Linked DNA regions of Mus musculus: region 2 is linked to region 1. The links are chromatin loops, found by intact Hi-C in ENCODE. Cell type or tissue: left cerebral cortex. All regions are shown on one strand. Each heading gives the region's core, and the rest is flanking DNA. Links, peaks and the distances in the headings are about the cores only.

What was found. A loop is a pair of places that touch in the nucleus more often than their neighbours do. Peaks named below come from ENCODE experiments on the same cell type or tissue, not always from the same donor. Only the 100,000 strongest peaks of a DNase experiment are listed, where the experiment ranks them.
Region 2: a loop joins it to region 1, with 4 times the contacts of the local background. A loop is called at or near these places in 5 of 42 quality-filtered maps.

The regions. Positions count from the first base shown.
Region 1 is chr3:149,290,578-149,303,508 of GRCm38, forward strand. All of the region lies in intron 2 of Gm30382 (a long non-coding RNA gene), which reads right to left. It overlaps LOC115489710 (a long non-coding RNA gene), which reads left to right and starts at 12,727. Exons shown (of 3, transcript XR_003954587.1): 1 at 12,727-12,931. In left cerebral cortex, for the core only: no CTCF peak of the experiment used is centred there; DNase peaks (open chromatin) are centred at 5,523 and 6,012.
Region 2 is chr3:149,338,812-149,351,742 of GRCm38, forward strand. The region is part of intron 1 of Gm30382 (a long non-coding RNA gene); the gene reads right to left. It overlaps Gm5149 (a long non-coding RNA gene), which reads left to right. Exons shown (of 3, transcript XR_003954586.1): 2 at 1,201-1,314; 3 at 1,789-1,826. It overlaps Gm26468 (a small nuclear RNA gene), which reads right to left and starts at 2,197; the gene lies at 2,092-2,197. In left cerebral cortex, for the core only: no CTCF peak of the experiment used is centred there; a DNase peak (open chromatin) is centred at 8,636.

The DNA of each region.
Region 1 (12,931 bases), core at 2,421-10,420:
TCTTCACATCAAATTAGAACAAATTTACAAGAGTGTTACCCAAATTTGCTGTACATAAAATCTCCCTTCAAATAAAATAAATTCACGGACACGAAGGTTTTATTCCACATGGAGAAATGCTGGAAGTTGGGAGGTGTGGCCTGAGACCTAAGCCTTCCAAGTCATGGGGTGTGGCCTGAGGCTTAAGTCTTTGCCAGGTTCTTTTCTTTTTTTCTCCACCCCCCCCCCCCTACTTCTTTTTTGCCTTGGAAGGTATCCAGGGCAAATCTCACCATGGACAAGCGGTCTACCACGCTCCACCCCAAACTTTAGCAATTTTAGAATTGTAGGTGAGCCCATTTTGCAGCCAAGTGTGAGAACAGCAGACCTCAGGCAGTGCTGACCTCCACAGTGCTTCTGCTAAATGGGACTATAGTCTCTCCTCACTTTCATCGGTAGGGGAATCAAAAAGCCAGCGCTGTGTGGATACCTGTTTCAAAATGAAAAGAAGTCATCTGGTGGTGTGGGAGGTGTGGCTTATTAGTGTTTTAAGAACCTTCACAACCCTAATACTAGACAGAATTATACTAGACTTCCTTTTCTTTGAGATACAACTTGCTAAGTAACAGCGGCTGGTCTGGAACTCAGTTTGCAGCAGGACTGGCTTCAAACTAATGGAGTGTCTCCTAAGTCAGCCTTCTGAGAGCTCTGATCTTAGGGATCATAGGCCCAGGTCTGGACACGCACCTCTTCTTGCCTTTTTGATCTCTTATTTCCATAGAGACTTCCTTGTAGGGTATTTTATTTTATTTTATTTTTTTGTGATACACTGGATTTCCCCACTCTGTTTCAGTATATTAACATCCTGAGCACACAAATTACAGAACCCTGTATGTCAGCTGAAAAAAAAGAGAAATGCTAGGTTGATGAACACTTGGCATAAATTAGTCACAGCACATTCAGAGATGCAGCCTGTCTCTGAGGCTCATGCAGGATATGCATGAAAATAGGAGGGCTGTGATTATTTCCTGCCCAGGGTATTGCATTTGTGCTAACATCCTGTAAATATTAACAACTCATGAGGTATCAGAAACGCTTTCCTTTGAATGTCTGAGGTGACTTCAAGTAACTCGTCTTGCTCTGCTCGAACAAATGGAGTCGCCATTCAGTGCAGCCACATGAAAGTGTGTTTCCCAGAAGTCGTCGAACCTTAATATAAAGAGGCTCAGCAAAGGAAGGGGACGCCTCTTATTTTTCTCCTCTGATTAGGCACATTCAGTTCTGCATTATCCCACTTTGCTTTGATGCCAAACAAGATTAAATTTTCAAATACAGTATGCTAAATTTATAATGTAAATTTAAAACAAAATTACTTATAAGAAGCCAACATCAGCATCTAGGGAGAAGGCTGAGCTGTGAGCATAATTTACACCAGTGAAGACGCTCTGCTCTAATTATTTGTGGCCAATTATCAATTACTGGTCAATGCTAGAATCATTCACCATAATTATTTCCCTAAGGTATCATCCATGGATGTAATAAAGAGTCCATCCCATTGCTTCCCTTAGAAAAACAATACTTAGTGGTTTGTTTTTTTTTTTTTTTAACTTTTTGGTATTTATATGTTTATTTATTTATATATTTATTTATTTATTCTGTGAGGTTTTTTATTTGTTTTTGTTTTGTTTTGTTTTGTTTTTGGTTTTTTTTTTTTTAATTCTGCGAGAAAAGCAAATCTCAATCGTTACCATTGAGGATTTTCCTATGATTTTTAAACCTTTAGGTCTTGAGCGTCTAAGCAGAAAGCTGAATATCCATGGTTGGGAGAGAAGTTTTTAGGAAGAACTCTTAATAGGTTACTATTTTATATTGGTCTGATTTTTTTTTAATTAAAAATTGGTTTTCAGTTCAAAAGGGTTAATCTGCCCTTCTTGTGTTCGCATGTTTAGCAATGGAGTCCTTTCTCTGTATATGTTGCTCCTCTCTAGTAAGATGAACCCCAAAGCCTGCGCACACCAACCTTACATCTGAATTTCTAATGGCCCCTCCCATTGTCTCATTTCTGTTTGAACCTGTCAATCAAGAGTGAAAAGTGCTAATCACTCCCAGAAACCCCAATGTTGCTCACAAAAGTACCAGCCACTGAAAAAAAATAATACCGATTGGTCATGGATGGGCAGAAAATCTCACCAGGGGCCTATGGGCACAATGGGGTTTATTAAGTTCAGTTTGATCCAGTTCAGCTCTCCCTACAAGCCAGGTCTGGGATCTTAATTTGAAAGTCAGTGAAAATCAGCTAAGGTAACTTGTCTTCACTAGCTACCCACCCACTGCACTGCAGCAGAGGTTCTCGGTGAGCTGCTTTGTCCTTTGATAGCAGCCTATATTTTTAATTTTTTATTTCCTCCTTTTTTTTTAAGATAGGGGATGGATTTAGTTGGATACTGGTTGTTTTAAAATTCTTGATTGATCAACATTATTTTTCCATTGCTCTTTATTTTCAAACTTTATTTTTTCCAAGTGAGCAAGCAGGCACAGGGAAGCCATTTCCCACTAATACCACACTGTAGCAATACCCTTCCTCCAAGCCCTGGCTGAGTTTATCTCTGAGGGCAGTTATGATGGGCATGAAGCATGGGCCTAAAGTAGTGAAGCCTGGGGTCACAGAAGGAATTCAGTTAAGTGATCTTATTGTCCCCATTAGGCAGAACGCCAACTTTCTTCCAGCCCTTTCCTTAATTTTTTATTTTTTGAAAAAAAAAATTAAAGAAACAAATAAAAACCCCAACCTAAATAAAATCCACACAACTTATTTGCTTTCTTCAAGACGGTGGCTGCGGAGGGCTGGCATGAAAGGAGAGGGAAGATGTGGCTATCACCAAAGAATAAACAGTAATTACCTTGTAGAAGTCTCCAGAGCGATCGATTACCTCTCTGGTTTGTAAGAACAGGACTGGGAATACACAATAATTGATTTCTATTACTTATGTGTATTTTCCTTTTAGCTTTCCGAAGAAGCAACGTACTTTAATTGACTTTAATTTCAAATTACGTATTTTTATGACTCCTGGAGTTGTCTGGAATTAGAATGAACAGAGTTGCTAGCCTCACGAGCTATACTCTCCAGAGAAGGCAGAAAGACTGTGTGCTTGGGTGCACTCATGTGTGTGTATTAGAAGTATTCATATAACCATCACACATCTGGGTCTGGAACTCTATCTATCTATCTATCTATCTATCTATCTATCTATCTATCTATCTATCTATCTATCTATCTATCCTGAATGTAGGTAGCTGTTAGATTCATTTCCCTTGTTTTAGAGAAAGTAAGCATTTTTCACAATGAGAAGCTGAGAGAGAAAGGTCATAGCGAGGTTTGGCACAGGCTCAGTAGAGATGAGCATCCTCTGTGCATGACGAATGGGCAGAGCCGTCAGTGGCACGTTCATGGCACACCATCAGACACCAGCACGGGCCATCCCTGCTGTGATGTCACGGTCCAGTCAACTTTCTGTGAAACAATGAGGGACTGAAATCATCTAACCCATACCTTCAACTTGTACTTTGATCCAGAAAATAAGACATACTTCCAAAGAACTGGGGAACTGAGGCCAACTCTCCTGGGACAGTGCATTTGGGAGATGCAAAGCCTAGCACTGGAGAACAACAGCAGCAAACTTACAATACCCTGATACTTTGCCACAAGACAAAGAGAAAGTTCTCCAGATAGTGTCTCTTCCTAGCTTCCTATCATCTGCCGAGGGGCAATTCTGTGATATTTGACACAATCAGTACACTACGGTACACCCTGATTGTGGTGCCAATTGCTTGGTGTTACAATTACTGGCTAATTGGATGTTCTCTTCCCACCCTGCCCTTTTATGATATGATTTTCCCTTTTAATTTTTTTATCCTCTCCATTTTTATTCAGGATCTAGAGCATTTTAGGTGTTGGAGAATGGGTTTGCAATAAGCTTCTAATGAGAAATTCCCGACTGGGTTCAGTGACATCATTCAGGCAGACACTGAGATTTCCGTTTTTTCACTGCTTGGACAAAGGTGCTTAGGGGATTGTTTATTCTTCAGTGCTGTAAACAAAGCAAGGGCACACAATGACAAAAGGAAGCTCAGCCATGGGACACTACAGCTCCGATTTCTGGGATACCAAGGAGCTGTAGATGTGTATGGGAGGTTCTGAGGCACAGTCAACATATGAGGAAGTGTTGAGTTTGTAATATTATTATTGCATACCGTGATTCCCACCACAAGAAGCCTACCAAATCAGCAAGAACAATGTTACTCGCACCAGCAGCTTAAAATACAGAATTTTATGCATCAAAATACTTTTTCCTTCCAAAGATAAAGCAAAATCAATGATTTAAGGTAGCAGATCTATTCAAAGAAAAGTAAAAGTATGTATGTGAATGCGCGTGTATATATATATTCTACTTCCAGGGATAAGAATCATGAGTAATATCCCAAACTCTGATGTCTCATATCTTATGTGTATATTTCCCTCATAACAAAAATGCATTCTCAAAATTTAAATGCAAAATTCTGGACTTCTAAAATTCTTAAACAGCCAATGTGACTGACAAATCTCTTTGAGGCCCGGACTATTGTGACGCTACTGTGTAAACTCTGCCATTGAGAAGGAATCAGCTTGCAGTACTTGAGGCTGCTACTTTAATACTGGAAGATTTCGCCAACAATACAAGGGTTGCAGACAATGACGGCGAAATAGGACCACTGACATCAGGCTGTCACTTGGACAATGCCCCCAATAGCATGAGTGACATCTGATGGTGGAACAGTAGGCGACTGAGACATAGTAGGCTTGCGCTTTGTCAATTATTTCTTTTCTTCTTTCTCTCCCTGGTGGCTATTTGTCATTCTAAGATGACGACAGACTTCCCTTCCCTTAGACCTTTCTGAACTCTGCTGTCTTTGGACATCATGGATATCACCAAAGAAAGTATTTGCTCGGCGGTAATTGTATGCCACCCCTCATGGCAAGGTAAATGATAATGAGGGCCGCACAGAGAATAGGCATCCTGTCAAAGGGGAAGGGAATGGCTTTTAAGACATACAGCCATACAAAGTGCCTTATAGACTTGTCCTGGAGTAACTGTATCAATTAACCACGCTAAAAGCTCTAACTCAGATGGGCACTGCACACAGCATGTCTACTGGTATTTTATTATCAAGTCCATTATGATGAGTTCATGTCCTAGACAAAGGGAGAACAGAAAAAGAATTCAGGCTGACAAATTAGACTTGAAATCAGTTTCATTTACATAACGACTGGAAGTTCATTAATAACGGAGTTTTAATTATTCATGGTCTTGTTTCACTAGATACAGCAGTTCCCCCCCCCCCCCCCCCCCCCCCCCGCTGTGCGGGATGTCTGGATTAGCTAAAATGAACCTTAGCAAACGGATGGGCTGCCCAGAAACTTGGAGGCTTTTCTCTTTTCACACTGCTGGAGCTGGCTGGGGGCAGGGAGGTGGCTTGTGTCTACAAATTGGGGCTCAGTAATGAGCAGGCAGCAGCAGAAGGCACTGCTGAATAGAGAGAAAGGATGCAGGCCAGCACAGTTTCTTTGACTCTGTGTTCCATGTAAGCTGAGAAGAAAGAGAAGGAAATGCTGGCACTGTCATGCCTGTGGAGCCTTCACCTCAGATGATAGTGCCTTCAGTTTCGGCTGGTCTGAGAAGGCCCAGTGTATCGCACACCGTTGAGCATGACTGTGGCGGTGCCCTTCTTCTTCATCTTTGGCTAGAGGATCAGGAACTGGGTTTGTTTTGCTTTGCATGCATTTGAAAAACTCATGAGGAAGAAGAAAGAAACATAAGCCAACGCCTGTTTTCAATTATCTAGAAAAACCTGAGACCTAGATCAACAATAGGCTTTTATTCCATTTGCTTCTGAGGACAACCGTTGTGACATTTCTGTTCTTACCGATAATCAGCAATGACACTACGTCTTTACCCTAGAGAACTTATACTACTTATGCACACCTTCATCTTTGCACCCAGCCTGGGTACCACGTTGGGAAGGGAGTAGCTGCTGAGCCCGTTGCTAGGGGCTTATTGCATCTCAGGCTCTTTCACTCTTCACACACTCTGCTATTTTAAGGGAATTGTTCACAAAGAGAGAATCCCTGATAAAACAAGCCCCAACTGTTCTCCACGTTTTTACAGGTGACCGAGATGAGGAGAGGGGGCAGGAGTTCTTTTCAATTTGCAGTCACCGGACTGCTGCAGCATCTGGTTTGCAGGGCTGTCTTTTTTCGCAAGTGCTTTAGAAAAAATAAAAGTTGTTTGTCAGAAACAGCCTCTCAAAGAAACATAAGAAAAGAGAAATAAACAAGGAAAAACCAAGTTTAACAAGAGCCGGCTGATACACAACACATCTTCTGGATTCTCCCATTTGACTTAAACTGAACAATATTGCGCTTGTTCTACCAGGATGGAAACAAAGCTCCATAGAGACCTAAAGGTATCTGGTGAAGGATGGAGTCTGCCTGACAGGAGGTTCCCACAGCTCCATCTTCACCTGAAGACAAGGGTTGCTCACTTTTCTTCATAGCTTAGAGTTTTCTTCTTAGTACATAGTTTATATGCTTGTTTCTTTCTTTCTAGATTCTCTTTACCATGATAAAACATTAGAGCAAATAAGTGTACAAACTTAGTTCCTGCTGCTGCTTTTCCTCTGCCTCCTCCTTTTCCTCTTCTTCTTGCTCTTCTTTTCCTTCTACTCTTTGTCAATCCTCCCTTCTCCTCTCCCTCTTCTTCATTCTTCAGAATATGGTTGGTTTTCTTAATGATTGCCTGAAAGTCATGTACTTAAACAACCAGTGGATATTCTTAGAACATGTTGGGAACAAGATGCTGATGTAAGCAAGGGCCATAGGAAGAGTTATTAAAAAGTAGACAGTCTACTTTGCCTGGTAACTTTATCCCAAATGGTCCATGTGATGACTAGGCTGCAATAGCTGTCTTCTCTGGCCAATTTGAGCATAACTCTGTGTGCATGTCTTGCCCCTACACAAAGAAACATTCTCATTTCCCCCTCTCCTTCTGCCTATTTCTTGTCAAATTCTGGGCTCTTCTTTGCTGTTTACAAGGACAAGTGCTTAGTGACTAGTGTGTGTGTGCATGCACATGTTTGTATGTACATGGGTGCAGTAACATACGTGAATAGTACATATGAGAAGGTCAGAGGACAACCTTGGGTGTTAGTCCTCAAAAGACATCTACTTTGATTTTTTTTTTTAAGACAGCATTTCTCATTGGCTTGTGACTTCACCAAGTGTGGTTAAACCAGCCTGGCCACCGAAGTTCCCATGGTTTCCCCCATCCCTGCTCCCATCTCTCTTAGTCTGGGATCATAGGCTCATTTCATCATGATCAGCTCTTAATGTGGGTTCTAGATGCCAAACTCATGTTCTTTCTCTTGAAGGCATGCCCTTAACTGTGCTTTCTCCTAACCCCAGCTAATTTTACAAAGAGGAATGAAGTGCCTTATGGGTAGAGAAAGCCCAAGAAAAGGGCTTAACTAAGTTTTTCTCACTAGGGAGCTAGCCTGAGGAACATGCTGGACCTCAGGCCAGAAGGAAACCAGGGGAGTTGAATGAGCTGTGAGGAGCAGTCCAGGCAGCAAGGTCTTACTGGCACAGTGCTACCCCAGTAAAGCCCACAGACAACCTGAACGGCTATGGCGCCAAAGCTCTTGACTCGGACTGTTTAACTTGGATCAAAGAATTTGAAATCTTAAAACAAAACAAAACCTTGGAAAGTTGCAATCTGTCAAATCCATCTATTAGGAATAACTGGTTTTTTTGGACTAAAAATATAATTTTTGTTTTAACTTTGAAAATGGTTCAACTTGTGAATTTTTCTTAAGATGACAGAGATAAAGCAGCTGTTGTAAATATATACATATATATTTGTGTTTTTATATTTGTTATTTTTAGTTTTATGAAGCAATGGCCCCACACAGGCTATGCACTGTACAGACCTCTCTCCACTCTTCGTTTCTGTAAATTTAGATTTTCCTATGGAGTGATGCTGGGTATATTAAGGGTTAACCTTAGGAGCAGCTGCCAGCACAGAATAGGTTCTGTCCTTTGTCTGCTTTTTGATTGTTGTTTTAGTTTGGTAGGGTTTGTTTTTGTTTGTTTGTTTGTTTATTTCTTGTTTGTTTTGAGAAGAAGAACATGAGGTTGGGCGGGTAGGGGATGGTCTGGGAGAATTGGGGAATGGAAAGATTATGATCAAAAAACATGAAATAAAATATATACATTTTAAAAAATTAGACAGGAAATCCTTGTTTAGTTATTTGGTACGAACCACACATACAATATAACGTTCTGAAGCCCATTATTCCTACCCCTGATACACTATTTCAATTAAATTACTAAATTAAATCTTTTAAAGTTACTGAGTGAAGACAAAGGCTGACGCATTTGTACAATGGTAAAGTGTTTGCTGTGTAAATATAAGGATCTTCCTTTGTAGCCTCCACACTCACATCGAAAGCAGAGCATGGTGGCACCCATAGGTCATCCCGTGCTGGGGAGGAAGGTGGGTTTCTCGGGTTCACTGGCTGGTCTAGCTGAAGAAAGAATTGTTGATGTTAACCTTTGCTACACACACACACACACACACACACACACACACACACACACACATCCCAAAACGACAGTGTGTATACGAGATCATATTAAATGTCCACACTTCCTTCTGCAGGCAACAGAATCAGGGAGCAGAGTGGCAGGACCCACACATAGATGGTCAGCAGGTAGCAGGGATGCTCTGTGTCTTGTCACCATCACGGAGATGCAAATCAAAACCTAAGTGAGACTTCACCCGACACCTCCGACGCTGGCTATTATCAAAACAACAAAGCAAGTGTTGGAATGGATGTGTAGACATTGGAAGCATTGCAGGTCGTTGCTAGGGATGCAGAATGGTGTATTTACTGTGGAAAACAGTAAGAGGCTTCCCTCAAAAATTAAAATTACAGTCACCATATGGCCCAGCACGGCTGGGTCAAACAGATCTGCCTAGATGAATTAAAATTAGGATGCTATAGAGAAAAACACTCTCTTGCTCATTTCAGCACAGGTCACAAAAGGCAGAACATGTGGACAACCTGGGTGTTCAGATAAAGAAACAAAGCAAGAGCCACAGTGGACGCTATTTTGTGTCTAACACTGGAATTTTGCAACATACGATTCACATGAACCCTGAGACGATTACTTTACATGGAACAGGCCAGTTGTAAGAGGAGAAACCTTGCTTGACTCCATTCGGATATGTTATTTAAACTCTGACTCAAGGGGCGGAGAGTAGATGGAGTTTAGAGGAGGATGGAGCATTACCGTAAAGCAGGCGTGCTGTTGTAATTCTGTAAGTCAAATAGGCTCTAGATCTATGTCGTGTGGCATCTCACACATAGATGATAAAGCTACTGTCCCATCAAATATTTATGTATTTATATTTTATTTTATTTTATTTTATTTTATTTTATTTTATTTTATTAAGACAGGCTTTCCTGTAGTTGAAGCTGGCCTCAGACCCACTGTGCAGGCAAAAATGACCCGGATCTTCTGACTCTCCGGCCACCACCTCCCAAATGCTGGGCTTCAGTCACTCTCCACTGTGCTTGATTTATGAGGAAGGAATCAGGCACAGGACCGCCTGCATACCGGGCAAGCACAGTAGTGACTGAGCCACAACCCAAGGCCCTTCAAATAATTTAAGTGGATAGATCTCATGGAGAGAAACCTTACTACAATAAACAAAATTAAAAACAAACAAACAAACAAACAAACAAACAAACAAACGTACGTTTCCTCGCTATTGACACAGTGCTGCTTGTTGAAAGAAGCAGAGTGTCTGTGTGGTATCATGACTGATTTAATGAGTTTTTGCAGCTTTGCTTAGTTGCAGTTTTCTCTTATCTAAAGGAAGGTGACAATCTTTCTCTGATGGAGTCTTTGTAAGAATTCAGGACCATCCTGTTTACACACCTTAATGGCTGTACACCTGGCAGTTGCTGTTATGATTGGAATGGAAGTTAAGAAGACCACGTTCATCCACTGGGCATTGAATTTATAATTTGACGTCGTCAGATCCATAGCGCCAAATTGAAAAGCACATGTAATTTTCTCTCAGTAATGGGATCAATAGATGTCTAAGGTGTAGCCTCTGTGGCACGGTGTGGGGCCTCTGTGCAGTCTTATAAGTCTCTGCTGTGGGCTGAAGGGGAGGAGCTGAAGCCACTGTAGTGCCCACATGGCTTTTCTAGGGTGTTTTATGTACAATCACAGTTTCAAAAAAAAAAAAAAAACTCAGCTGGGCATGCGCACAGGCCTGTTTTTCTAGTCCTGGATAATCTGTGCCACATAAAACATTCCTGAGTAAATTTTTTAAAGACTTGATTGGTCCAGAAATATAATTATTTTCCACTTGTACATCATTTCAACAAGAAGGATAGATTCAATCTAAAGTTAAAAATATAAATTTATACTCCACTCCTGGATATCTTATTCTGTATCAATTATTTGAAGATTGGTCAAAAAATTATATTGATAGTAATATTGTTAATTAATGAATACAAACTTAAATCTTTGATGATGGTAGAGAGTATTCATTCAATACTTTTTAAAAAGGAAAGAAAAAAATGTCAGAAATGCTAAGCTAGTTGGTATCCAATAGTTAGCATTCTTTCCTAGGCTATTAACAGTGGTAGAGCCCAGCACACTGCATATGCAAGCCTTTGGCTCCATCTCAGCACCAAGTACACCCAGCTGAGGTGGGGCTAGCCTGTGGTCCTAGCATCCAGAAGTGAAGGCAGGAACATCAAAGATAAAGGTCAGCTGGGCAGTTGCAGTTCATGCCTTTAAACCCATCACTGTGGAGGCAGAGGCAGGTAGATCCCTGTGAATCCAAGGCCAGCCTGGTCTACAGATCAAGCTCCAGGACAGTCAAGGCTACACAGCAAACCCCTGTCTTGAAAAATCAAAAATAAAAAGGCAAAAACAAACAAACAAACAAATAATTAAATAAACAAACATTAAGGTCATCTTCCGCTATAGTTGGTTTGAGGCCAATCTGTGCTACCTGAGACTTTATCTAAATACATACATTCATACATACATACATTCATACATACATACATACATTCAAACATACATACATACCTACATTCATACATACATACATTCATACATACATACATTCATACATTCATACATACATACATTCATACATTCATACATACATACATACATTCATAATACATTCATACATACATTTATACATATATACATTCATATATACATACATTCATACATACATACATTCATACATACATACATTCATACATTCATACATACATACATACATTCATACATTCATACATACATACATACATTCATACATTCATAATACATTCATACATACATTTATACATATATACATTCATATATACATACATTCATACATACATACATTCATACATACATACATTCATACATTCATACATACATACATACATTCATACATTCATACATACATACATACATTCATACATTCATAATACATTCATACATACATTTATACATATATACATTCATATATACATACATTCATACATACATACATTCATACATTCATACATACATACATTCATACATTCATACATTCATACATTCATACATACATACATACATTCATACATTCATACATACATTCATACATACATACAAACATTCATACATACATACATACATACATGCTAATCTAAAAGCCTAAATATAAAAAAGTCACCACATAAAATGCACTACTGCCTCTATCTTGGTTCATCTCAGTCTATATTCAGTTTTTTTTAAGTGTAGTGTTGTCTTATGACTGTCGTTACTATTTACTGTGATTATTATTTTTAAGCATGTGTATGTGTGTGTGTGCCATAACACGTGTGGCAGTCAATGAACTACGTGAACTATGTCCCTCCCCCCCCTTCATCTCTATGTGGGTTCTGGAGATCAAATTTAGCCCAGCAGGCCTGGCTCATTAATCTTCAGATTTATTTTCTTATCATGCTCATATATCTGGAACTAGAGTTACAGATATATCATCAAGAGGGTGCTAGGACTTGAACCTGGGTCCTCTGCAAGTTCCAGGAGTGCTCTTAACAGTTGAGCCATCTTTCCTAACCCTCACCCCTCATCTTTTTTTTAAAGTTTAATGTGGGTGCTACTGATCAACTCAGGTCATCATGCTATTACAACTCACACTTTACCGACAGAGTGATCTCCCCAGTCCTTTACATTTATTTTTAAAAGTCACTTAAGAATCACACCTATCGGAAATAGAGTGTAAGGGCCAGAGGGGATAGAGCAGCAGAAGAATATGGCCTCTAAATCGACATGAACAGAGCTCATATGAACTCCCAGAGACTGAAGCAGTACGCACAGGGTCTGTACGCATCTTCACCAGGTCCTCTGTGTACATAAGGTGCGTTCCAGGTTAGTGAGCTTTTTATGGAATTCCTAAATGTGCGAACAGGTGGGCCTCTGATTCTTATGTCTTCTCTTGGGCTCTTTTAACTTCTGTTGGATTGTCTGGTTCAATTTCGATGTGATAGGTTTTATCTTATTAAATTGTACTTCGTTATATATTTTTATTACCTCTTAGAAGCTTAATAAGAGGCAGGAAGGGAGTGGATTCAGCTGGGAGGGTAGGTGGAGAAGAACTTGGAGGAGTAGATGGAGAGAAAACTATAATCATGATCTATTACATGAGAAAAGAATCTATTTTTAATAAAAGGGAAAGATTATGCCTATTGGCTCTGGAAGGCAGCGCAGTCAGTAGGGTCTTTGCTTAACATGTACAAACCTCGGATTCTCGCTCCAGACTCCTGTGGTACAGGCACACAATCC
Region 2 (12,931 bases), core at 1,730-9,729, 48 kb after region 1:
TTCACAGATGCACGTGAGCCCCAGTCTCTGTGACTCACGCCTGGCCACTTCCTTGAGCCTCTTGTGACTATGTGCTCTCATGATGGTTGAGAGACCCAGCTGTCAAGAAAACACCCAACAGATGGCAGTTGCACGGATGTGTCACCCTTCTTGGGAGTCCCTAACACCGGAGCTGGGGACCTCCATCAGTGCTGGTGTGCAAATGACTCCTTTCAAGTAGCAGTGGACTGGAATGTTCAGTGACAAAGTTAATCTCCCTCCAGAAGTGAAGGAAATTGAATTGCCCTTATGAAATGAAGTGTACAATACAATGCTTATATTGTCCCTTTGAAAACTTTTACATTCTTATAGATAAGAGTGTCAGACTAAGAGGAAGGTGACATATTAGACAATATACTCCTTTCTCTTAAGGATGTGAGCAAAGCTATACTGGTCCTCTTTCTCATTGTGTGAAGCTCTATAAAGATCGGTTTTATATTTCCTTTAAAAAAAAAAAAAGAGCAATTTAACCTTGGCCTTGGTAATGACGTGACTTGTTGAATGACATGGTCTGTAATGAAATTACCCTAAGTGGTTTGAGAATTAATTAAGTGGTTTCATTTTACATTGTAGCTGGCATTTTAGCACAAAACACTTAAGCCTCCCTCTTCATTACTGTCCCTGTACATATATGTGTGCGACATTACGTGAAGAGGAGACCTACAGATGGGGATTGCGAAAAGTGTGCTAATCACTGTGGGATTGGGCCTCATTACTCATTACTCAGAATGTGAAGTGTAGTTGGTTTCTGACTCATGTTCCTTCCTGTCAGTCACACAAAGGTTTCAGGTGGTAGAGCCTTAGTTCTGTCTAGAGAACATTCTGGTCTGTCTGAGTATGTAATTAAATGGCAGGACAATCTTGAATAATAGGTTTAGGCCACCCTATGTCCTTCAAAAATGTCCTGCATGCACCTGCCTGCTATCGCAATCCCCTTCCAAGGCCTGTAAAAGGTATTGGCTTTCTTTGCTTTGGTCCAAGTATAAATGTCAAATCTTCCAAGCAGGGTGTGTGAGGGTTACTATGTCCTTTAGGGTTAAATTTAAATAGGTTAAAATTGTTGGTTTTCCTTTATGATGTTATCAAAATTATGTCCCGAGACATATATTTATTCTAAATCGTGACCTAAGATTTGTATTTATTCTAAAACTGTGACATTAGTATTTGTCTAGTCATGTCGAAGAAGAAGAAGAAGAAGAAGAAGAAGAAGAAGAAGAAGAAGAAGAAGAAGAAGAAGAAGAAGAAGAAGACGACACGTGCTCTATGTGCTTTCTGGTAATGTAATTGCATCTTGGCTTTACGGACTCCTCTCTAAGGATTTGTCAGTGCACCAAACACCTGAAGGACAAGCTAGAAAAAGAAGCACACCTCCCTAGTAAACAAACAAGAGAGCCAGGGCAGAGCACAGCCTGGCATAAATGACATAGTATCTATTTGGAATACATTGTATATGTCTGAGACAAAGGATTCCACTAATTCGAAGAGCTTAGCACATGTCAAGCATTGTGGGAAGTCCTCTACAGACACCATTAGATGGTATTTTAGCCACATGTGAGATGGCTGCACATCCACTAGACCAGTACACTTACAACGCTGTCAAGGCTGATCATATGCCCAAGCCAACTAGGCCGGTCATCTTCCAAACTCCTGCATTTTTTTTCCAGAAGAATTAAGTAATTTCTTCCCTATAAAACTCACTATTACTTTTCTTGTTGTTTTGTTTTTCATACGGAATTTCTCTGTGTAAAGCCTTGGCTGTCCCAGGAAAAACTCTAGAACAAGCTGACATCAAACTCAGAGATCTGCTGCCTCTGCCTTCCAAAGGATGGGATTAAAGGTGTGAGACTCCACCTCCTAATATTGCTCTTTCTATGTATATGTTTGTAGAGTTCTGTCATGCTATTAATGGATGTATGGGATAATTAACGATCATTGAAAATATGCATTTTTTTGTATAATGAAAGACATCTTTATATCTTAAATACTAAAATTTCTTTTAAAATCTGATAGGCAACAAACTCGTGTTCCCTTTTGTTTGTTTGTTTATGTTTGTTTGTTATGGAACACTTTATTAATATGCAAGTTACCCTTGACAGGGTCCATGATAATCTTCTCTGTGTTGTTTCAATTTTAGTATATGTGTTGTGGGAGTGAAAACATACATATTCTTTTTTGAAAGGTTCAGAAATATTTGTAGTAAGTAGACTGTTATTTGAAAAAAATAATACTACAATTTGTAAAGAATAATTTGATGATTTTCTTTCATGGAAATTACGTGAAAATTCTCCTTCTCACTTAGTGAATGAAAGAAGTGTGTAATTCCAGTGCTAAGAAGATTTTTAGATCCTTTTCCAACAGCCTACAAATAGGAATTACATAACAGGACATGTTTTCAAAGGTAATTAGTACATCAAGAGCTAAGCAATTCCAAGGTTGAAGAGGGGACAAGTTAGAAAAGTGAACTAAAATGATTACCCCTCTCTCTGTGTGTATAAGGATGTGGTGTATATTTGTGTGTGGTGTATATTTGTTTGTGTGTGATATATTTGTGTTTGTATGTGTATATGTGATGTGAGTATGTGTGCATTTGGGTTTATGTCATGTGTATGTATATGTGGTGTATGTGTGTATGTGATGTGTATGTATAGGTGGTGTTCATGTGCATATTTGAGTGGATGTATGTGATGTGTTTATATGCAGTATGTGTGTGTTTGTATATATGTGTGTGTTGTGTTGTGTGTATATGTAATGTGTATGTATGTTATGTGTGTGTATGTGATGTGTGTGTGGTATGATGTATGCATATGTACATTTGTGTGTGTGTTCTGGGACCTCATACATGAGAGGCTATCTGTCTATCGCTGGAGCTGTGTACCGGCCTCTGCACACTTACTGCAGCTTTCGGATTAAAGTGGAAGGAAGCACACAGCTGTAATGCTCTTTGGTCCCCTCTGTGTCTTGTATTGATGCTGGTTCAGGACAATGCTGACACTTACGTGTCAGGACATGGGACCTTCAGTCTACACATCACAGAAGCACAGACGGCCGAGATGAAATAAAGAAGACGAACCCGTTTGGGGGTCAGGCAGTGTAGACCTGAGCCCTGCAGAGAAGGCCCCTGAAAAGCTGTGCTAGTGTGCCACCATTGCGCTGCCTAGTGGAAGCAGGTGACAGATTTACTTTGTGGAAGAGTCCTGGAAACAGTATGAGGCGTCATGACTGGACGGCCTCTGTTCTGAATCGGTATAAACCTCATCTGCAGTTAAGACATTCACATCTGCCCAGGGGGTGGATCAGTCATAAAAGGAAGTGGGCAGACTGTAGGCTTTGCAATGAATCTGAGGTATTAGGTGGACACAATTTAAATGTTTTTTTTTTCCCTTTTCCTGAAGAATAAACACATAATGGGAGAAAAATGAGGCTCTGAAGGGATTACATATCCCTAAATATTTTATGACCATGTTAGATGCAACGCAGTGTCTTTTGGCTTTATTTGAGAGGGGGAGTATTTACTCACAATTATTTACTTGCCAACTACAAACCCAGCGGCCACTCTCTGAGGTTTCCCCGCGTGGTTTCCCTGTTGGCCGCTCTGTCCTGGCGGGGCTATCTGCATGTAAAGCCCAAGGTCCTTGAGTGAAAGAAGACCAAGTATACCCCGTGCTTTTACCCAGCTGATATTTAATGATTTACCATTTAATATAGTTCATCTTCCATAGCCTGGAGTTCAAACAGAGGCAGCTGCTATTAGGCATGCAATAATATTGAACTTCCTACCCATGACCTATGAGAATGTCTTCCTTCGCTTTAGCTACCGAACCATCTGGCCTTTCCCCTATGCCTGGCAACAGACGGAGTGGCACTGTTTACTTCCCATCAATGCAATCTGGGACAGAATGTATAATTATGCTAGCAGAAGATCTTCAAATCAAAATTCCTTGTGTTAGCAGCGATCTGCAGCTCAGGAGGACAAAACAATACACTTTAGCTCATTATCAAAAGAACAGTGAGAACCTCAGGAAACATAGAAAATGCCCGCTGAGCTGAAATCGATTCAAAGGGTAGAGGTGTCCCTGGTTACAATCTGCAGGGAAACTTATTCTCTTATAACTTCTATTTGCTTTCTTTAGTGTGGAAGTTTAGGCACTTGAAAAGCTTCCCTTCTCATAGCTCTGGAAGATATTTGACAGACACAGAACTAGAGAGATGAAGAAATTATCTAAGGAAGTAGATTTTCTTTTGAAAAGCCTAAAGCAGGGCTGGATTCATAGTATGCTTTCATAACATGCAAAAAGCTGTGGGCTCAGTCCCCCAGTACTTCAAAAATCTGGTATGTGGTGTATATGTATAATCCCAGCACTCAGGAAACAGAAGGATCAAATGTTTAAGGTCACCCTTGCCTACATAGCCCCTTTGAAGCCAACTTGGGCCACATGAGATCCTGGCTTAAAAAGCATTGATAATATTATTACAATACACACAAGCATGTACACACACATGCACACACACACACACACACGCACACGCACACACACACACACACACACACACACACACACACACACACACACAAAGAAAGAGAGACACCAAAACTCAAGTGTAAAATATGTAAAGCTATTGAAGTCTTTCAGAAGGAGAAAAAATGATATTTATGTTAACAGATAAAATATATTTTCTATATCTTAATTTATTAGAATGATTGTCAAGTAGTGAAATATTGAGTACAGACTATACCTTTAATATAAAATTTTGTTAACATTTTAATATCTATAAATTAGGATTTACAGGAATGGGAAAATAATTATGAATTCTCATGCTAATTACAAGTCTTCCAGACAACAACTGTTAGGAGTTATTTGCCCTCTAATTTCCTGCGGTGTACAGTGGACCAAAAGAAGGGTTTTTGTTTGTTTGTTTGTTTGTTTGTTTTTCCTAGCCATACATTCCTAAAAGCCGCAGGAGACCGATTGACCGAGTGTTCTTTCTCATTGTGGACGATGTACTTGAAGGTGTCTAGCCTAAGCTTAGATGTCCTTCTCTCTGGTGAGGCGTCTTTCATTCTTAAAACTAGAGTCAGACTTTCCCTCCAATGGTTTTTTTTAAATTTATTATTATATTTTAAAAATTAACTTTGTTCATAGTTTTAAAAATTATATTTATGTCTATGCATAGTAGAAAATACCTAACACACTAACACCATCCATTTATCTATTTTTGGTATTGGGATTTGAACAGAGGGCCCCTTGCTGGTACCTCTTTGAAGTACAACTACAGTGTTATCTGTGCTTTCCTGCTGAGACATAGTTTCAGCAAGTTGTCCAATCTGGCCTTGAACTCACTTAGGAGCCACAGAAGGCCTTGAATTTGTAAGCCTTTGGTTCTTAGCTTCTAAGGTCTTTGCCATCAGATCAGCTCTGAAGATATCAATGTATTTTCTAAAGTTTGAAATTTGACAAGGATGCAGATAATGTCTACAGTGTTTATAATTGTTCAGCTAGAATGTGTGAAAAGGTAAAACCTTTTCCATGATCGCATGAAGAAGAGTCCCAAGTGTGTATGGACTGGGCTTTGTCCCACACACCTATATTCTCAGTACAGAGGAGGTGGAGACAGGAAGACTGGGAGTTCTGGGTCATCCTTGCCTATGTAATGAGCTCCAGGCCATCCTGGCCTACATGAGAACCTGTCTCAGGAAAACAAAGCCAAGTGAAGCCAAACAGTATATAACATGTTCCAACTCAACACTGCACTGCATCTGCGCAGCTGGCAGGAGGCCCTTAGTTCCATTTATTATTTTCAGTTTTCCTGCCGGGCTGGTCACAGGGCAGGACATGTGTACCTGGACTCTCAGCTTCATCTCTACTTGAGGAGAAGCCTTCTAAGTGCTTGTTTATTTATAGTAACTAGCAGATTTTTGGGCAAATGAATGTGTTGGTATGGAGAACTGAGCCAAAGTGATCATGGTTCTATTAAAAACCCCACGATCAAAGCGCACATTCCATTTTAACACACATCTGTCCGCGTGAGATGCTGCAAATTGAAGATCAAGTGTTCATGCATCAGGCTCAACAACTTAGAAAATTTGATCTGGGAATCCTTCCCGCTCTCCTTCCTTAAGTCCAAACACTGACAGGTATGTTATATGATTTTTATTCCCCTGTTTGCTCAGTTCTAAGATTTATAGGAGCTCTAATTTGAAGCATGGCAGAAATGTCCCCATACAGACAGCAGGGGTTTTCCCCACAAAATTTTATTATAATTGTTTCCAGGCCCAAGGGCAAATTATTATAGGGAAGCATATATTTAAAAATAATGCTTGCGTTCTTCTCTCTTTTAAAACTTTGAAAGTGAGTTCTGTTGCCTTGGTTTATTTTTCAGAGGGCAGATGCGCTGGTTTGTTGTCTTCTGAGCAGCTTCCGCACATGGATGTGGTAGTTGTTCTTAGAGTCCATGTTTTCACAAACAGCCAGAAGCCAATCCAATCTCAGCTACACCATTGGATGAATGCTGTAGAGCACTCAAAGAAAGTGAACGTTTCACGGTTCACTGTCACAGGACCCTCGCAAGGTATGCACCTGTTAGAAGCTAGAAAATGAAAATGAAAATACCAATGGCATTGTCTTAGGAAGGAGCTGTCTGGATGGATCTGTTTCTCATCGGAAGTGGTAGTTAGGGGTTGACAGCAACTGAACTGTTCCATTGTGGTTCAAGGACTAGTGACTTGCCTATCACAGGACAGCAATCTTAAACATATAGAATCTTTTGAAGAGATGGCCTGGCTACACTGGAGACAAGGAGATCACGGGTGGATTGCCAAAGGATGCTTCTTTGAGGAATACTGAGTCTAATTCATCTCAAGCCAAGGTACAACTTTTCTCCCTACCCTGACTGATGACATGCAAGGCAGGAGGCTGCCATGTCGCTCCTTTTCTGTCATGATAGTTGTGGCTAACTGTGTGTACAGGAAATAAAGGTTAACAAAAGAAAGTCTTACTATCTCCTTCCCTTCCTTTTTCTCCTCTTTACCCTTCCTCTTCCCCTTTCTCCTCCTCCCTCTCCTTCTTCTCTTCCTCTTTCTCTCTCTCCTTCCTCCCTCTCCTTCTTCTCTTCCTCTTTCTCTCTCTCCTTCCTCTCTCTCCTTCTTCTCTCCTCTTTCTCTTTAGTGACAGGGCTTTCCTGTGTCGCTTTGACAGGCTTTATCCTGGCTACAGAGCCCAGCCTGGCCTTCCACTCGTAGTGACTCTCTTGGTACAGCCTCCTGAGTGCTGGGATTACAGATATGAGCCACCATGTCTGTCCTGCCACAAAAAATGTATTTTATTGGTATCATATGGCACAGAAGCCTTCAGAGTTGAGGAACCAACAGCCGACATGGCTGTATTTTATGCTTAAGTTCAAGGAAGAATGGGGCCTTGTGCAGAACTGTGATTAGCCAAAAGCTATGTTATCTAATGGAACAGACTGAAATGGGAACCCTTGCAAGGCCCATTTTCTGGATTCTTCTTGGGCACTGTGTAGTTCTGAAATCAAAGTCTTATGTCTTACTGCCTGCAAGATGTCGGGTAGGGGGTTGTGTGGTAGTGTTAAAGAAAACTTCCACATTGTCTTTGGATTCTAGTTGCTAGGACTCGCCTTGGGGAAGAGGAACATTGACTAAGTCAGAGAGTGTCTGTCTCTAAGAGGCTTCCGAATCCCTAGCAGAAGGACCCTTCTACACCCAGTCACAGCTTTTCTAGCTATCTTTCCCACAGCCCAGGAAGCATGGTGCCAGCAACACTGAAAGTCGTATGTAGTGGAATATTCAGTCAACAAGACACTCACACTGTTAATGAGGAAGAAAAAGAGGCTTCACTTGAGAAATTACAAAATAACAAAAACAAAACAAAACAAGACAAAACAAAAGCAAAAAACAAAACAAAACAAAACCAACAAACCAAACCAAACAAAAAATCCAAACAACTAAAGAAACAACAACAACAACAAAAAACAAACAACAACAATAAAAAGAAAAACAAAAATAAAGAAATCTTCATGTGGGATATGATGGTGTGTTGGCAGCAAATATGGGTACCTTTGAATATTATCGAATGAAGAGTCATGTTAAGGAGTCTATGAATTATCAATATAATGATTTGATAATTTCAGAAGAGGGTGGGCTTTTACTTCTATAACACCTGTCTCATTTGTCTGAGTGCTGTGCTCAGAGGTGTATATCACTGCACCTGGCCTAAAGTATAGTCTCAAACTATAAGTGTTTTTTTTAATTGTATTTAGCAACCCTCGGTTATTTTTATTCTTTTAAAAAGGATCCTTAAATGTCACCCTATTCACAGATCACGATCAACCTGGTCGCTATTATAAAGTGTAGTTTAGAAACATGTAAATTGTACCTTACAGGAGATGAGCAATGTGGTTAAGGAAGATGTTTGTTGTTCCTAGAAGACAGCTTGGTGTAGAAAGAGAAACTCCTTAACTCTTAAGGCTGTGGCTCTTCCAGCAGCTTCCAGGGACAACTTGCCTGAGAGTTACCTGAGGAACTTGGAAATGTGCACATTCCTGGGATCCAGGCCAGATCTAGGGAGCCTGTTCCAGTGCAGTTGCTCACAGAACCAGTTTTACCACACTGCTTGCAGATGCTGTGGAAGTGCGGACAACTGTCAAGGCTCCCTCTCAGGAACTCTCTAACCTACATATTAATTTAGAAGCCCCGCCTGTGATAGTAAAACATCAGGGGGCGCTCCCTGAAAGCGTGGGGTGAAGAAGAAAAGTGTGATCACTTGCCTGTTGTGCTCCTGCACTTTGTGAATTAGTTTGTACGGGCCAGGCACTCAACCAAGATGCTCAACATTGATGAATAAGTTCATTTGTCTTGGTTACAAGGCTCTGAGGGATACTATTTGGATGCAAAACATGCATTGTTTCCTTCTTTCCTCATCAGAGGGCCATAATTAGCCAGCCACAACTAGGAATACACAAAGGAAATTGACTATTTCATGTATGTCATATATTCAATAATATTTATATCACGAGAAGATAAATAGATACTTTAAAGCCAGCTACAGGATCCAGTGAGGGACAAAACTTGGTAAAACCATAAACTCTTTAAAGAGGGAGCACAGATGACTTGCCAGCCACTAATTCATTTTCTCTTTTCCTTTTATTTTTAACCAGAATGTTTTTCAGTGTAAGCTCTACGCAGTGCTTATCTTCAGGGATGAACTTATTACCCTCGAAAGTTCAGAACACGTAGGTAGGCTCTCATCGGTAGATACTTGCTGAAAGTAAGATTACTTCTGTTTTATTTTAGCAAAAAAAAAAAGCAAGCTGCTAATGTTTACATTATTCATTCATTTCATCATTCCGCATATAGTTATTGATGACTTTATTCTGTGCATAGCTAAATAAGATAAGGTCTCTTGGAAAAGCTCATAGCTTAAAATCCTGAGAGGAGGGGATGGCAGACATGCCAAAGGGCTAGAAAACGGGAATCTAGACGGATCGGGAACTCCACTTTGGATTTTAAGAACCCTTGCTTGAGTCTCAGTGAAGGCAACATAGTTAGACAGCTAATGGAGTCCTTGAAGGCAGTGTTCAAGGGTTAGCTGAGGGAAGGCAGTCTCTGCAGACATTCCAAGACCAAGGCAGAAGGAATCACTTCTGATTTTTATCACAGATGGTTTTCCACTCAGTTCCTGAGATTCTGATTTGGGTCACACACTCTGGAAGTATTTGTGAGCAAAGTCATTAGCATCTCCATCTAATACCCTCTTTGTTGAACCAAGCTGTCATAGGCTTAATAAACAAGCAGTAAGTGTTTACAGACCAAGTTATGATCTGCTCTGCTCCTTTCTGCTTCTTCTTAGAGTATCTTTTGTCAGGGGTGGGGGGTGGAGGGGGGTCATCCCTTCCTCACCATTGTTAAGCAGGGTGTGTCGACATCCTGTTTCTTTATGTAATTATCCTTTTAGGATCTGTGATAGTTTTGTCTACTAAAATGACTACCCTCTAACTGTGAGGCTACTGGTGCAGGATTCTAACAAAGAGATTGTCTTGTACAAAGAAGGGCACTGGTGACTCTCAGTTAAGAATGTGATGAGTTGAAGGTATTTTGTAGTAGTTGAAATCAGCGAGTCATTGCGAATTCTTCTGTGATACTAGTAATTTCTTTGTAACATCCTTCTAATTGCAGCATATAAAAGAGACAAATGTGAGTTGGACTCTATACATAGCATATTAATCTTGTCTTTTCTGGTTAAAACCGTTTAAGCTCCCACTTCTAGTACAGTTGAACAAAGCAGAAAGCTCTAGTTTTTGGTGCTTGGCTGACTAGCTTCTGGGTCCCCTCCTTTATGAATTGTTTATTTTTAGTTGGAAATGTGTAGGCCAGAAGAAATCTCAGGGTTGCAGGTGGCCTGCGATTAGCTATATGGGAAGTGAAGATGATCAAACTTCCTTCTAGACCCTATGAGTCAAACCCTTTTGAAACAATGGGGAGCGTGTGTCATGTAATTTTCAAGTCTTGTATACAAATGACGGCACTTCTCTGCTTGAGACCTCGTCTTAAAGACAGGACCTGTTTCCTAGAGCCTTTCCATCACACAGCAAATCTGGAGTCTGCGATTAGACTCAAGAGCTATTAAACAGTGCCAGAGACAGGAGGGGGACTTCCACAGCATTTCCTTCTAGCAAAATAATACTCTCCAAGGAGCAGCCTCAGCCTTAGGTCAACCTGACTCAGTGGGAAGAGCGCCACCTATTGACCGTGGCCGCAGAGCGACAGCACCTGGCCACCCTTCCAGCTTACCCCCACCCCACCCCCTTTCTCTAGAGGGCTGAGGATAATGACCTTCTGAGGTGGTCTGAAGTTCACCTAAGTGTTTTCATATCACGCCTTATAATTTGAGGCAAACACATGAATTTAAATCAGTTTTTCAAACAACCAGGCCTCTCTTCTCATTTACTAGAATGGGGGGAAAAATCGGTTTTATTACCTTAAAGATGCCAAACAGTGCCATTTTATTACTGTGGGAACCTGGAAGTCATTTCCGAACTCTTTTGGCAAGGGTGCTATGCAGAGCGTCCAATTCGGCCCTTTAAGTGTCTTCTGAGAACCACCACACAGGCTGTGATTTACTGTCTCCAGGAGTTAAAGGGACCCTTTCTACCCTGAGACTGAAGAAAGAAAGGTGAAGTGTGTTTACCAGGCATCCCAATGAGACTTGCAAGACCAGGAGACGACTCTGAGCAGGAGGCAAAGACACTTTGAGGACACACACTTTTTCAACATGTAATTCTTATTTTGGTACAAAGGAAACTTAGGTTGAAAGTTCTTCAAAGTCTTGGCAGTTTGTGTGTATATTGATAAATGGGTTTTCTGGCCGGAGTCACATACATCTTACAGTTGATGGTGATATGGCTGGTTTACCCCTCTCTTCCTTGTATTGGAGCCCAGAAAGGGTTTAGCATACTTCCATGGCAATACAAGGTTGTAGGTAAAAACACATAAATAGAAGCAGGAATAATGGTACACACACATCTGCGATCATAGCACTGAGAGACAGAGGATTAGGTTGGACGATTAAGAGTTCAAAGCTAGCCTCTACCACTCAGTGAGTTCGAGGTCAACCTGGGCTTCTTGTGAGCTTGTCTCTAGACACATCTGAACATATACATTTATACATATACACCTGAATACATATATACCTATATGTGTATACATATATATATATATATATACACACACATATAACTTTTAAACAACCAAAACCTAAAAATAGCATATATGCATAAAATAAGTATGTTTTTTATATATAATATGTACATTCATATTATATATAGATACATATTTTACATATATATGTAAAATACACACATATTGTGAAGGTACAAAAGTTGCACCAACATATTCAATGGGCTAAACACAATTAAACAAGAGTTAAAAAGATGTTTTCATATTTCCTAATTTGCAAGCAGAAGATGGAAAGACTCCAGCCAGCCTTGTTACTGTTCACTAGTAACAAACAGGAACTTTAATTTCTGTGCTCTCGGTTGACACATCTCTAGTGGCTGATTTCATGGACTCTCAAAGATACACTATCATCGGTGTTAATTACAACATGTGCACACACATATCTTTTCTGCCTTTTATGTTATTTTGAGTGTGTGTGTGGGGGGTATGTGTGTATGTGGGGGGGTATGTGTGTGTGTGTGTGGGTATGTGTGTGTGTGTGTGTGGGAGTATGTGTGTGTATGTATGTATGTGTGTGTGTATGTGTGTATATGTGTGTGTGTATGTGTGTGTGTATGTGTGTGTGTATGTGTGTGTGTATGTGTGTGTATGTGTGTGTGTATGTGTGTGTGTATGTGTGTATGTGTGTGTGTATGTGTGTGTGTATGTGTGTGTATGTGTGTGTGTGTGTGTGTGTATGTATGTGTGTGTGTGTGTGTGTGTGTTTGACAGGCTTGCCCATTTGTTGCCCATAGTCATAAGCATTAGGAGTGAAACCACAGAGACAAACAGGACATTTACCCAGGGGACTTACTATACTGTGTATAACTGGCGCACACTGGACTCTGTTTAAATATCTAAACAAAAAATATCAAATAATGTTGTGATATAATCACGGAAATAATTGTTCAGTCACATAAAAGATGAGAAGCTGCTGATGCAAAAGAGTTTGATAAATTTCCTTTTCTTGACAAAACTCCGAACCACTGATTTCAAGGAGAAAGGCCAGTCTTCCCTCTGCATTTTCCTGCTTTGATGATCACTGTCAGAAGCAACTCTCTAAGAAGAACGTTCTTTCTTTCCCCGTGGTAAACAGCTCAAAATCTTTCAAGGGCAATGCCTCTCCAATAATGGCATGCTTTTCTCTTTTTGTTTATCTTGATT